Linked DNA regions of Homo sapiens: region 1 is linked to region 2. Evidence: read pairs that join two places in POLR2A ChIA-PET (ENCODE). Cell type or tissue: endothelial cell of umbilical vein. All regions are shown on one strand. Links, peaks and the distances in the headings refer to the core of each region. The heading gives the core; the rest is flanking DNA. Region 1 overlaps KIAA1549L (KIAA1549 like). Region 2 overlaps KIAA1549L (KIAA1549 like).

Evidence for each region. Peaks named below come from ENCODE experiments on the same cell type or tissue, not always from the same donor. Only the 100,000 strongest peaks of a DNase experiment are listed, where the experiment ranks them.
Region 1: POLR2A ChIA-PET joins it to region 2 with 6 read pairs; 2 of 35 experiments call an interaction of 5 or more read pairs at or near these places.

Annotation. Positions count from the first base shown.
Region 1 is chr11:33,585,346-33,593,008 of GRCh38, forward strand. KIAA1549L (KIAA1549 like) reads left to right here. Exons shown (of 21, transcript NM_012194.3): 12 at 5,892-6,076. Among named protein-coding and RNA genes, the nearest start is that of C11orf91, 110 kb to the right of the region's middle. In endothelial cell of umbilical vein, for the core only: no CTCF peak of the experiment used is centred there; no DNase peak of the experiment used is centred there.
Region 2 is chr11:33,642,574-33,650,236 of GRCh38, forward strand. It overlaps KIAA1549L (KIAA1549 like), which reads left to right. Exons shown (of 21, transcript NM_012194.3): 17 at 3,113-3,463. Among named protein-coding and RNA genes, the nearest start is that of C11orf91, 54 kb to the right of the region's middle. RefSeq lists enhancers at 2,864-3,365, 3,366-3,865. In endothelial cell of umbilical vein, for the core only: no CTCF peak of the experiment used is centred there; a DNase peak (open chromatin) is centred at 4,268; H3K27ac peaks cover 771 bases.

The DNA.
Region 1 (7,663 bases), core at 1,479-6,478, 57 kb before region 2:
TCATCTCTACTAAAAATACAAAATTAGCTGGGTGTGGTGGCGCACACCTGTAATCCAAGCTACTCAGGAGGCTGAGGCAGGAGAATTGCTTGAACCTGGGAGGCAGAGGTTGCAGTGACCCAAGATCACACCGTTGCACTCTAGCCTGGGCAACAAGAGCAAAACTCCGTCTCAAAAAATAAAAAAATAAAAAATAAAAAGAGTGTGTATTTCATCTTCATCTCAGCTTAGTTACAACATGAGCCTTTTAGACATAATGGTAATAACCAGAATCTAACTGTACCCACATCCAGGAATACAAAACATGCCATACTGAGATTGTAAGGGGGCATATTTATGTTATAGATTAAACCAAAATTGTACTAATCTGCCAAAATGAGTTGGGCAACACATGATTTCCACATAGCTTCTGGCTGGAAGGCTGTCTGAAGCTAGGACAGATTAGCGTTTGTGGTTTTCCATAGCTCCTTCTGCGTCCTACTCTGTATATTGGGCTTTGTGAGATACCTGGCTGACATTGAACATCAAGCAAATTTATGTTCCATGAGTTGATTGAATTCACTTGTGTGCGGTGGAGCTGGTTGTTTTCCCCCTCCATGAGGCTGGGCTACATATTTTGATTCCCAAAGCCCTTTTATCATGGGAAACCAGCAGGGTGGAACTGCCTCCTGCTTACTGCAGTTCTTCTGCTGTTACAACCCAGGGACACTGCAGTGTTGGAGAGAGGAGAGAGCTTCCTGCATCACTTCTCACCACCTTGTGTGTGTGAACAGAATTCAATTATTGTCAAAGGACGAGGCAGAACAAAAAAGTTAGCCTTCACCGCCAAGCCTTAGACTAGGAGGACAGTCCTGGGGACATCGCTGCATCTTTACAATTCAGGCTACAGTGCCAGAGGGCACTCCCGGGGATCCTTCTTGAGACTCAGTAATAAACTTAACATGCTAAGCAGAGGAGGTGAGTGTGGCTTTCCCGGGAGCCGAGACCAGAGTATGGATACCCTTACCCTTCTTCAGAGACAAGGTACCATGGACTACCCCATTCCCATTGTTATCAGGTGGGCTTCTGCAGGTAGAATGGTGAAAAATGATAAATGCAAGAGGGCCAGCATCATGACTTTTGTCACCTCCTTTCTTCCTAGTTCACTTCCCTTTACTCTGTCATTGGATGTACAGCCATTTTTCTAGTTTTTCCCTTCATAGAATTGAAGAGATCACGTTTCCCTGGAAGAGGCCACCTTAGAAGAGGGTGGATAGGACTATATCCAGATGCAGGATGGAGCTTGGAGGGTCTGTAATCTTTTGCATGAACATCTGCTTGGGACAGGCCAGTCACCCCCTAAGAACAGCCAACTGTTTCCTCTTTCCCACTACTATCTGTAGGATACTATCTATAGGATACCTATAGGATAACTTACCCAGCTCTGTGAGCCTGGGTAAGCTGCTTAACCTCTCTAAACCTCAGTTGCTTTATCTGTAAACTGGGAACTCATGATAATACCTACCTTCTTGAACTATAGTGAAGATGCAATGAGAAAAGTTATGTACTGTGTTTAGTACTGTGCCATTGATATCAAATGAGGCTGAAACTGAGCCCCTTGAGGGTGAGGAACCAGTTATTTAACTTTATATGTTCAGCACCAAAGACAGTCCCTGTCGTTGGAACAACAATAGGAAAGTTACTTAACCTCTGTGCCTCAATTTTTCCATCTGTAAAATGGAGATATAACAATAATCGTATAGAGTGTTGTGAGGATTAAGTTAATATATATACATCACTTTGAGATATGTCTAGTATATAATAAATACTACCTATAAGTTGGCTTTTATTGTTACCCATGCTTTTTTTCTTAAAAGGTCTTGGCAGTGTATCCGCCATTGAAATTACTGGAGATTATTTTGATTTGATAATTTTATAAAACGAATTGAAGTAACTATAGCTACTTCATGATATTTTATTATTGGGGTTAGGAGTCACTAATGTGTCTAATGGGCAGTTGATTAATCTCAGGTAATTTTCCAGTTGAAAGCTAAAAGACCGCTACCCTGGGAGTCAGAAGAGTGAGGGAGTAGTAGTCCTGCGCCACTTAGCTGTGTGATCTTGGGCAAGTCACTGAACCTCTCTGAGCTTTTGTTTTCTTATCTGTGAAATGAAGGCTGTAATGTTTGCCTTGCTTACCTCACAGGTTTGTTGGAGGATGAGATGAGATAACAGTGTTTTGCATGCTGTAAGTACCAAACATACACAGGGATTGTTGTGATTAACAACACAGGTGTAATTAACCTAATAACAATGGGAACCTTTTAAGCTTGGAATTCCTTAATGTCTCTCTTTGTGTATATCCATCATTGACCCAATCACCTGAAGTATCCAGTGGATAACTTTAACCCTGTGTGAAAGGTAAGGGGCCAAATCCAGAGGGAGGAGAGAGAAAGTGGGAGATGGGACCAGAGCCAGCTTTCCCTATCATTAGGTTCTTGGGAAGTCTTAGCTGCTGTTGGAGCCTCCCACTTCCTCACAGACAGGCCAGGAGTGTTGCATAGGAGCCAGGCCATGTACGGCAGGAGATGCTAACCAAGATAGGAAGCTGCAGAAGGAAAGGAAGGGCTGTGGGAAGACTCATCAAATCGTGGTTAGATGTTCCAGCTCTGTGTCACATAGTCCTAGGTTCAAATGCTGACTCCATCACAGCTCTGTGAGCCTGCGTAAGCTGCTTAACCTCTCTGAACCTCAGTTGCTTCATCTGTAAACTGGGAACTCATGATAATACCTACCTTCTTGAACTATAGTGAAGATGCAATGATATAAGTTGTATACTGTCTTTAGTACTGTGCCATTAATATCAAATGAAGCTGAAACTGAGCCGCTTGAGGGTGAGGAACCAGTTATTTAACTTTATATGTTCAGCACCAAGGACAGTCCCTATCGTTGGAACAAAACTGAATAGGATAATGGGGGCGTGAGGGTGTGGTACAAAAGGGGTCAACAGGACATGAAACTGGGCAGGCAGGTTCAGCTGGCATGTGAAGGGCTTTGAATGCCTTGCCAAAGCATTTGGGGAGACATTCAAGGCCCTTCATATTTTAAATGAGAGTGACGCAACCACATGTGTTTTAAGGGAGATAATTTTGGAAGCTCATCGGGGAGGCCTGGAAAGGAGCTAAATTGGAAGCAACGAGACCGAGGCAGGAAATAGTGAAACAGTGGACCTGGGGAGGAAAAGTCAGCTTCCAGAAACATTTCAGACGTTGAATCTAATTGGTGACCAATTGATTATGGAAGGAGCAGGCAATTCAGTATTTGAGAGACATTACCAAGTTATCTGAAGGCTTGCTTCTGTTTCTTATAGGCCAAGGACAGGGAAGGAAAAGAACAGAGACCACCTTCCCTCAGCAAACCCTATTTCAGAAACGCAGTTCCAGGTCCTGGCCTCAGAATGTCACTGATCACCACATAGGTCAGAGTGTATGTCTCAGAGAAGAGAAGGGGGTGATTATACTTCCCAGAGTGAGTTTCTCAGGGAACTGGGGGAGCTGTCCATGGCAAAGCTATAGACAGCCTCAAATAAAAAAGCCATGTTGGAGTTAGCAATAAAACTCCATCCTGTTCTGAGACACAGTGGTGAGATTTGACAGGTTAGGCCACAGTTCTAGACTGGATTGTTAAATCCGCTGGAACCTTCCTGTTGTATCTCTGGCTAAATTAGCTGCTGAAATTTACAAGAAAAAAACAACCCTATCAAAAAGTGGGCGAAGGATATGAACAGACACTTCTCAAAAGAAGACATTTATGCAGCCAAAAGACACATGAAAAAATGCTCATCATCACTGGCCATCAGAGAAATGCAAATCAAAACCACAATGAGATATCATCTCACACCAGTTAGAATGGCGATCATTAAAAAGTCAGGAAACAACAGGTGCTGGAGAGGATATGGAGAAATAGGAACACTTTTACACCGTTGGTGGGACTGTAAACTAGTTCAACCATTGTGGAAGTCGGTGTGGCGATTCCTCAGGGATATAGAACTAGAAATACCATTTGACCCAGCCATCCCCATTACTGGGTATATACCCAAAGGATTATAAATGATGCTGCTATAAAGACACATGCATACGTATGTTTATTGCGGCACTATTCACAATAGCAAAGACTTGGAACCAACCCAAATGTCCAACAATGATAGACTGGAATAAGAAAATGGGCACATATACACCATGGAATACTATGCAGCCATAAAAAATGAAGAGTTCATGTCCTTTGTAGGGACATGGATGAAGCTGGAAACCATCATTCTCAGCAAACTATCGCAAGGACAAAAAACCAAGCACCGCATGTTCTCACTCATAGGTGGGAATTGAACAATGAGAACACTTGGACACAGGAAGGGAGACATCACACACCAGGGCCTGTTGTGGGGTGGGGGAGGTGGGAGGGATAGCATTAGGAGGATATACCTAATGTTAAATGACAAGTTAATGGGTGCAGCACACCAACGTGGCACATGTATACATATGTAACCTGCATGTTTTGCACATGTACCCTAAAACTTAAAGTATAATAAAAATTAGCTGCTGAAGGAGGGGCTTCTGATCATATCAAGTTCTGATATACTCTAAATGACAGAGCTTGAATTTCATCTGCAGATTTTCTTGAAAAAAATCACTGCTGTCCATTTCACCTGGACTATGATTTATCAGGAAAGCAAAAGTAATAACTAATATTGATTGAGCACTTACTATTGGCTAGGCACTTATCTAAATGCTGAACTTGAATTTCTTATTTAATCCTTACAGCATCCCCTTAAAAGTGGTTACATGTTGCTCTCACAAACATATAAATTGTATCATGTTTATACTATCTCCAATTAACATAATAACAATGGCCATCTTTTAAGCTTGATGAAGAAACTGATGAGCAGAGAGTTGCAGTAACTTACCCAAGGTCACACAGCTAATGAATGACGGAGTCGGGATTTGAACCCAAGCAATCTGCTTTTGAAACTGCCACTTTTACCCACCACACTGTCCTGCCTCAAATCTGTATTGTACTGCTTTGGGGTGTAAAGCAAAATAGAGACACTTTCAGGAATTGTTTAAATATGCGTCTTGGTTTTCATTACCACACTACTAGATGTCTGTTGGATTTTGCTCAGAGCTGCCTTATGCACTTGGGATTTCAGATGCTGTGCAATAAAACTTTGCCAGTTTCCCAGGAATGCATTATAGGAGAGCCAGCCTACTTAAGGGCGAAGTCTGGATTAAAGAGTGACTCCATAAATTCCATTTCATTATTAATGATTGTACGGCTTCACATGTGATAACACACTTCCCTCTGTGTTCAGATCTGTGATCCACTTTAATACTCAAGGGTGGTAGAAGTAAAGCAGATAAGATTATCTTCAGTTCTCAGATGAAAAAATTGAGGTTCAGAGTTCAAGTGGCTTGGCAAAGTCACACATGTGCTATTACACATAAAGCTATACGAGAATGGAGTGAAGAGGTGACCAAACATTTCTAGGCAGGAGGTGATCCACAGGACCTGTTTAATGTATTAATTGAGTTGTTTCTCATTTGCAGCATCCATTGACTTAAAATTCATGGTCTAAAATCTTTGAAAGAGGTTTGATCTTAAACACCTGTTTACATGTTGTTTACAGTCTTCATTTTTCTGAGCAAGTCTTATCTGTAGAGATTCTGTAGCTGGATGGAATTAACATGGATTCTGATTTTGAAGAGACGGAAATAATGATGGGGATTTGAGTTAACTCTTGTTTATTAATTAGAAAGCTAAGTTTGGTCCCATCTTTTTGCTGCCTGTCATCTCTTAAAGCCATGGTTAGAGTCACACTTCGCTAGAAATACGACTGCAAATCTGTTTCCTCTTTGCAGCCTGTGCAAGGCTTTGATTATGCCAAGCAACACCTGGGCCAGCAAGGGGCAGATGAGGAGGTCATCCCTGTGACTCAGGAGACAGTGGTTCTCCCACTGCCCATTAGAGATGCTCCTCAGGAAAGAGACGTCGCTCAGGATGGAAGCACCATCAAGACCGCCAAATCCACTGAAACCAGGAAGAGGTAGGCACGGGGCTGACTTCTGCCTCTCTGTGTCAGCAAGAGAATAATTGATGATGAGAAAAGCTGATGCCCTCAAGTTAATTCCACGGTTCTCTTTAAAAATTCCCCTTCATGCTCATTTTGAATATTTGAAAAGAGACTAAAGGAGATGATGAGAATCACAATACCTGCCTAGCCTGGGCTACGCTTTGTAAGGTTTTATGTCTCTGATAACCACAACAGCAGAGATTTAGTTCATATATTTACTATAGCAAATTTAGCACTGATGTTACACTTATATTTTAAACTTATATTAAAAGCAGTGCCTTTGATTCAATATAGTTGTATTTTATCTGGCAATTTCTCAATAGGGGTTTCTGATTTCAGTCAAAACCATATATTTAATTTATACTATAAGCAGAGCACTTTGAAGACATCCCTTTAGGACTACAAAAATGTGTAAGATTGATTTGTGACCCCAGGAGTCTCATGATGGAGGAGGCGGAGAGAAAAATAACTGGAATACCGAGGATGAGGTATTGGTGCCTGCACTGGAGACTGCAGGGCTGTAGTAAAGTCAGGAGGAAGAACTTAATTCTGAACAGGGAAAACCTCGTGGAGAAGGTTATCCTTTAGCTGAGCCTTGAAAAGTGAGTGGGATCTGAATAGGTGGGAAGATATAAGGGCATCCAGTCTAAAAAGAGTGGGGAGAGAAAAGGGACAGGTTTGTTCTCTAAATGGTGAGTGTCCCCAGAGTTTAGAGTTCATAGTGGCTGGATGTAGTGAAGAATGAAACCAGAAGATAAATTAAAATTTTGGAAAGTCTTGACTGCCTGGCAAGGCATCTGACCTTTATTATCTAGGCAACGGGGAGCCACTGAAAGGTCTTTTGGAAGATAATGATGTTAGCCTATATGTTAGAAGGATACTTTGATGGCAGTGTGGATGAGAGATGGGAGAGGTTAGTTTAGAGGCCAAGAGACTCATTGTAAGACTTTGCAATAGCCTTATAAAGAGGTAATGAACCCTATGGCAAGCCGCGTTGGCTGGCTAAACCAACATGCGTTGTCAACTCCCTTGTTGCCTGAGACTACTATGGAGACTGAAAAAACTACATCATCCATGTCTCCTTCCTTTCTCCCCTCCTTTTATCTAACATGTGTATTGATCATTTGCTGTTTATCAGGCACTGGGGATATTGCTGTGAACAAGACAGAGTTACTGTTCTTGGGCAGCTTATAATCTGGTGAGGAGAGATAGATAATAAACAAATAGAGAAACAGGTAAAATCTATCTATTTCTGGATCAGGTGGTGATGAGTACAAAGAAGAAAACCAAAGCACAGTTAAGGGATAGAGAAATGGAGAAGGAGACATAGTGCTATTTTAGCTAGGAAGCTAGGGAAGACTTTTTTGATAAAGTGACATTTGAGAAAGACCTGATTGAGGTATAAACCACGAGGTTATCTGCAGGAGGAATGTACGAAACAGATGGAACAGTTTGTGCATCGCCCAGAGGAGGGAACTTCTTGACATACTTAAAGAAAAGCAGGATCAAGGGGGCTGGCATGAACTAGGGAGGAAGTGGTGGCAGATGAGTCTGGCAAGT
Region 2 (7,663 bases), core at 1,545-6,544:
GAGAGTGACGGGGTGAGTGGTTTGGGGGGGTGGAAATGGTTATGACAGAGCAGGTAATTGGAATGAGTCAGGGTAGAGTAGGTAATCAGAATGAGTCAGGGTGGAGCAGGTAATCGGAATGAGTCAGGGTGGAGCAGGTAATTGGAATGAGTCAGGGTGAACCAGGTAATCGAAAAAGGTTTCTTTACAAGGAAGTTAAGTTTAAAAGTAGAAGGCAAAGAATTGAGCATACTGACATACTGATTCTTTGAAAAGAAATTTAGAACTTCTATCTATCTAACAAGGGGAAGTGGACAGAATTTATTTCAGTTTAAGTTCACAAAGCTTGATTGAATGCCAAGTGCCTGTGCTAGGCTCCTGAGAAACAGAGGTGAAATGGGTTCAGGGAGTATCCAGTCTTGGGGAAGTCATACTTTAAGTAAGCAAATCCAAGTGTGATGAGAGGAAGCCAGGTATAATGAGAGCTAGTCTTGTTTCTATCTGTAGCTATCGAGAGATGATTGGTGGCCGCATCAAGCCTGTGGAGAGTATACTTGGACCTTCCAATTAAAGGGAACTCCCCATGCAGAATGGAAACCCTGTGGGGGAAGCAGAGGCTGATCTTCATTTGGGGATCATGGGGTAGGTGGCAGTGGGAGCCTGGAGAAAAAGTCTCCACCTTCCCAGCAAAGGTAGCACTTATGTATGTGTGTATATATATAACATATATATGTGTGGTGGCCTAGCACTCCCCTACCAACCTTACTCGGAGAACTCACCCACCCCCAGTACTACCCCACCCCAGGGCTCTTGGGGCAGTGGGAATAGGGAGATGTTGCTAAGGAGTATGCTTTTGCCCTAAGGCACAACTATAAATTCATGTGATAATAGATCTACCAATATGTCTGGAAATGCACAGCACAGCTCAGGGGTGGGGAAATTGTACCTCAGCTCACCCCTGTGCTGTTAATCTCCCACCTGGGAGCAGTTGAGCATTAAGCCTCCGTTATGTATCAGGGAGACTCTGGATGTAGGGAGGAAGGGCCTTGTGTGGCTAGCAACCAGCATGAACAGGACATTTACATGAGAGGCAGTGCCGTGCTGCAGGATGTGCATGGGTCAGGAGCTGGGAGCAGGAGGCTCTGCCATTGCCTGCTTCTGCATAACTTTAGATAAGTCACCTCCCCATATGTAAAATGGGGCTTGAGTTTAATGATCTCCTAAAGTCCCTTCAGGCTCTGAAATTCAGTTCTGAATGTTCTATGCATTGTGAAGAACGTAACTTTCAAGGGTTGCATTCGTGTTCTAGAAGGTATCGCCAGGCAAAACCACATCTCAACAGGCAGATCTGCTGGCTTTCAGGGAGCACATTTCCCACTCAGCGACCTTAAGCTTTTTCTCTTAAGAGCTTCTAAGAGCAGAAGAGCCCCAATATGTCCCCCAGCCCAGGAGTTTGGGGGGCATGCACCCAGGCATGAAATGTCTTTGAGTTCTTGTTTATGATCGCAAAGGTAACTTTACATTCTACTCCAGAATCTGTCCTTGCTCTTATTAGTATAAAAATATTACAATATTTTAAATTACTTACTGTAGATGTTTGTTGATAAATCTAGACTTAGAGGCTGATAGAAAACCTCACTTTTCATCTTGAACTTTAGCCAAGTCCTAACTCTAGGAGATAAGATGACAAGAAACGTGTAATTTTTTTGTGCTTTCTATATTTTCACTTTCTTTGCTAATGAGCATGTATTAATTTAATGCTAAAAAGGTAAATATACTTTTTAAAATGAAGTATAATGCAGTTATGACCTTCATGTGTAATATTTAAGGAGGGAAGGACTCCCCATTTTGGGTGAATTCCCTCATTTACTTGCTGTGCTTATTTTATATATCAAGGTGCTTTATACATAGTAATTACATGGAAATATGTGTGGTTGAATGAATAAAGTAATAGTGATGATTATGATGATGACAGCAACTAGTATTGTTTTTACCATGTGCTACTATTCTAAAATCTTTAGATGTACCTTTATTTAATCCTTATAAAAGCCTTTGAGGCAGTATTATCCTCATTTTACAGATGAGGAAACTGAAATACCAGAAAGTTAAAGTAACTCTCCTGGTTGGAATGTTTTGAACACCCTGTCTTTTATCTTCTCTGTGCACCTTTATGGGGTCTAGCTATTGCTGTGGCATCCGCCACAAGGCAGCAGCCTCCCCATATTGCCTTGGCAGTCCCTATCTCTTCCCTTCTGTGTTCTTGCACCTTGAGATTCATGCACGTCCAGACTGGTGGAATAAACTCCTACAGGCATCCCCACCTAATGATGGCACAGAAGCCTCAGAGCAAGAAAGCAGACACTTACGAAGCAAGCATTCATTAGCAGGCAAGCACGAGACCGTCCATGCAGCCTGTTCTGGAAGCTTATGAAGTTCCAGCTGTCTGCCCACCCTGGTACTGAAGCTGCTCGCTGGAATGAAAGGTTCAGTGAAGAAAGGCAGGAGAACGTTCTAGATCAGTAGATTTCAAATTTGAACAGGCATCGGAATCTCCTGGCGGGCTTATTAAAGCACAGATGGCTGGGCCTCACCCCCAGAGCTTCTGATTGCGTACCACGCTTTAAGAGCTGTGATCTAGAAGCAGGATTTTGTTATTCTGTCTGATAAGTAGCATCAGGCAATCAGCACTTCCTTAACCAAAGGCTGGACACAGGACCATTTAGGGAGTGAATCTAGAATGCTACCCCTCCAGGTGTAGATTACAAGACATTCCAGGGTCTTATACCCTAAGGCATAGGGGTGGGGAATGTCTCTAAAAGATTTTAGAAAGTACCGTTAATGTCATCGGTGAAAGCCATTTCTCGAGTCTGTTACACTAACAGGCAGAGCCTGCAGCATTGGTCAATCTATGGGCAACTGAAGTGCACACCGATAGCCAGAGTGTGGCCTTCCTGATAGAGTGCTGGCTGAGTACCCCAGTAGTGTGAATTCCTAGATAGGGCACGTAGGATATAATTTAAATTAGCACAGATGCATCCTAGCACCTGTCCAAGTGAATGTTTTAGAGTAAATTACAGAGCACCTTCACGGGAAGGAAAGTAAACACATCAATGGGCTTTGTTTCCTCCCACAGACTGAGCCTGAAATCATAGAGGAAACCAACATTGACAGAGTTCCTGAGCCCCGGGGCTATTCCAGGTCTCGACAGGTGAAAGGCCACTCGGAGACCTCCACACTGAGCTCCCAGCCATCCATCGACGAGGTCAGGCAGCAGATGCACATGCTGCTGGAGGAGGCCTTCAGCCTGGCATCCGCGGGCCACGCAGGCCAGAGCCGGCACCAAGAGGCCTACGGCTCAGCCCAGCACCTGCCCTATTCGGAGGTGGTGACCAGCGCTCCGGGGACCATGACGCGGCCCAGGGCCGGGGTGCAGTGGGTGCCGACCTACCGCCCAGAAATGTATCAGTACAGTCTGCCCCGGCCGGTAAGTCATTCATTCCACCCACCTGCCATCATCTGGTCAGTCTGCCCAGTGAGTTCCAACAGGAGACTCAGAGCAGGGGCTTCTACAGATAAAAAGCTTTGGGATCTGGAGATGAACTATGCCAGGCCCTCATCCCATCATCCCATCTTCCACCCATGATCCAAAGCCTAAGCTTTTTGACTCCTGTGGACAATGCACGTGAGAATCCCTTCTTTCCAGCCATAATGTATTTTAGAATGAATTGCCTTTTCTACTATCCCTTCTATAAATGGCTGACCATATTCTTCACGCACTGGTGGTTTCCTACACTTTCAAGCCTGAGACCCATTTTAAATATCAAAAGGCATCTCAGAGCCACATGCTAAGGGGTTGTGTGGCCTGGTGGTTTAAGCGCACAGGCTTTGAGCCAGATGGCTCGAATTTAAATCTCAGGTCTACCAGATGAAAGTTGACAGAATCAGAATGGAATCACTTGTGTTAAATAAAATTAAATGAAAAATTTTGAAAACCTGGCAAATAGAGCCAAGGAAGGCCAGGGAGAGTTTCATGCATAAATCCATGATAGCAAGAACTATCATAAAAGACTCTGCAAAAATCACAATCTTGCACAAAGGCCATTGCAACCTTACACACACACAAAATACTTGTGCGAGGACATCTGTCCAGCAACTGCCTGTCCAGGCTTGGACTGGTACCACACTCGTCATTGATTTTTGCAGCCAAGAATAATTATTTCAAAACAATTATGCAATCCTCCCTCTTTTTCCTTTAAAAACTTGTGTCTTCCTTTGCCTCCCTGAACACAGTTTACTATGGCATGGGTATTCCCATTGCAATAACCATTCCCAAATAAACATCATTATTTTTAGAGACCAAAAAAAAAAAAATCTGTTATTTAGGTTGACAGCCACTTCCTGGCTTTGTAACTTGGGGAAATTGTTTAAATTCTTTACAAATAAGAAAAATAAGCTACGTCCTAGACTTGTAAAGATTAAATGAGTTGGTGTATGTAAGGTACTATAAGAATGCTTGGTACGTAGGAAATGCTATAAAAATATTAATCATGGGTTGGACATGGTGGCTCACACCTATAATCCCAGCACTTTGGGAGGCCAAGATGGGCCGATCACTTGAGCTCAAGAGTTCGAGACCAGTCTGGGCAACGTGGTGAAACCCCATCTAAACAAAAATTAGCCAGGTGTGGCGGCATGCGCCTATAGTCCCAACTTTTTGGGAGGCTGAGGTGGGAGGATTGCTTGAGCCCAGGAGGCAGAAGTTGCAGTGAGCCAAGACTGTGAGACTGTACTTCAGCCTGGCTGACACAGTAAGACTCTGTCTCAAAAAAAAAAAAAAAAAAAAAAGAATATTCATTGTGATTATTTATTAAGTAGCAATTACATTTCCATATTTGAAAAAGCATCCAATGACTGAAAGCTTCTGTAATTTACACTTGATCTTTGTATCACAAAAACCGAGAAGTTATAAGTTTTTGTGACTTAAATCACAATTTTAATTAGTTTGCATTTCATTCATCACCATAGCATCTAAAATATATATTTTTAAAAAGACATAGTTTTATAAACCATAGACTGTAATAGACAATGCCTTGTGCATGTATAGATGCCAGATTCTAGGAATCTGGGATGAGTTCTGGGTTTCAGAGAGAAAGGCCTAGACAGCCAGATCAAGTCTTCCAACAGGTAAGAAGATGCGATGGCCCATAGCCATCGTATCTCAATTTTGTAAAACCATCTAAAAAAAAAAAATCCATTGTGGGTCATATGATGAAAACTTAAATGGTTCTGCTTATTATAATTGGGGCTTAGTGTTTGTGGCAAGAAGGACAAAAACATCAGCATTATATATATATTATAAATGAAGCCACCTACAGTGGAAAAGGACTGTGAAATAACACAACAGAGAGATGGGTCATCAAACCAGAACTAACCTTTTCTTTTCTTTTCTTTTCTGAGACTGAGTCTCACTCTGTCACCCAGGCTGGAGTGCAAGTGCAGTGGCGCAATCTTGGCTCACTGCAACCTCTGCCTCCCAGGTTCAAGCAATTCTCGTGCCTCAGCCTCCCGAGTAGCTGGGACTACAGGCGCATACCACCACACCCAGCTTTTTTTTTGTATTTTTAGTAGAGAGGGGGTTTCACCACGTTGGCCAGGCTGGTCTCAAACTCCTGACCTCAGGTGATCCACCCACCTCGGCCTCCCAAAGTGCTGGGATTACAGGCGTGAGCCATCATGGCTGGCCGAATCAGAACATTATTAAACGCAGTCTTTTGTTATTAAGGTTTCCTTCTTTATCAACAACCTGTGAGGTCCGTATTTTCAGGAAAGGAGAAAATAGCTAACAATACAGAGTAGAAATGATGATGATTCTTAACCCAAGCTCATGCAGAGTCCTTTTGTGCTTTGATAATGTGGAAATCCATAGAAAAGGTGGCAATTTAGAATGATAACTATGATTACTTTCTGTCTTCTAAAGAGGAGGTGCTTTGAGCTCTGCCAGAAGATAATTGGAAGCTGGTGGTTTAAATACACTAGGCCAGGCTAATGGCATTTATACCATGGAAAAGGTTACTGCTGGTGGCCTGGGATTTCTGCACTGCAGTTCAGGAGACTCTTGATCATATTTTACCCGTTAACTCTGTGAAGAAATTGGACTCCACATCTAATGTCCAATCCAATTTTGCTAGCAGTCATAATGGATCTATGCCAAGCAGAATTAAAACATCCTACAGCCTTCCTGTTGTTGGGAGACAAGAAGGGGATTTCAAAAAAGACAACAGGGCTAACACATCTTCCCCACTAGACTCTTTACAGATGGAATTAATGGTAATAAAAATAACAGCAACAGTTGGCATCTGTTGAGCTCCCATTGTCTACTGGACACAGCTAAGTGCTATGTAGAAATTATCTCTTCTAATCCGACAACCACCCTTTGAGATCAATATTATTATCCCAAAGTACTCAGTGAGGAAACTGAAGCTTGGAGAAGTAAAGAAACTTGCCCAAGTTTATGCAGCAGTAAATGGCAGAACTGGAGTTAGAACCTAGAGCTGCCTAACTTCAAATCCCACGCTCTTTCTACCCGCTGGGTGACTTATAGGGACATCTTCCAGGCTCTGATGAGAACTTGAATATCCAAACTTTGGAATATAATCTTCTTATAAGGAAGCTTACCCAAGGCTGGGCTTTGTGGCTCATGCCTGTAACCCCAGCACTTTGGGAGGCTCGCTTGAGACCAGGAATGTAAGACAAGCCCTGAGCAATATAATGAGATCCTGTCTCTACGGGGGAAAAAAAAAAAAAAAAAAAAAATTGGCTGGGCCTGTAGTCCTAGCTACTTGGGAGGCTGAGTTGGGAGATCTCTTGAGTCCAGAAGTTCAAGGTTGCAGTGAGCTATGATGACACCATTGTACTCCAGCCTGGGTAATAGAGCAAGACCTTGTCTCTATTGTAAAAAAAAAAAAAAAAAAAAAAGAAGCAGCAGCAGCAGCAGCTTACCCAGTTGGAGTTTTGTCCATTCTTATCATTGCCCTAGTAAGGGAGGCATCTCCATTAGGGTAAAATTGGGAATTTTATGGTCTTTTTTTCCTCCTCTCCTCATAAAAACAAACAACTCCCCCCAAGCCTTTGTTAATGAGGAAATATGCAGATATATCAGCTATGACTTCGATTCTGCCGCAACACTTGGATTCAAGAAGTGTTGCATTTCTGCATCTGTAGTTCCAGCTACTAGGAGGCTGAAGTTGGAGAATTGCTTGAGCCCAGGAGTTCGAGGCTGGCCTGGGCAACACAGCACAATCCCATCTCAAAAAAAAAAAAAAAAGGAAAGAAAGAAAAAAGAAAAAGAAATGTTACATTTCTTGTGTTTCTCCAAATCAATTTGAATCTATTCTGAACTCCCATCTGGCCCAGGGCGTGAGAGATTCAATGCCAGTTATTCTGGGGCTCCTTCCACCTCTGGTTATACAAAAGTTATTAGTGGTTTGATGAAGTGAGGTCCTCACCCGGAAGGAGAGGACCTGCACCAGTCACTGTTGACAGAGCATGGTCCAGCTCGCAGGAGTCCTTGAAGGCAGGCCATTCTATCATAGCTGGACCAGATATGATTCTATCTATCTGGGCCAGATTGGGAATGGGGCTCTCTGCCTTGGAACGGCCCCAAGAAATCCTTCCCTGTAAGTCA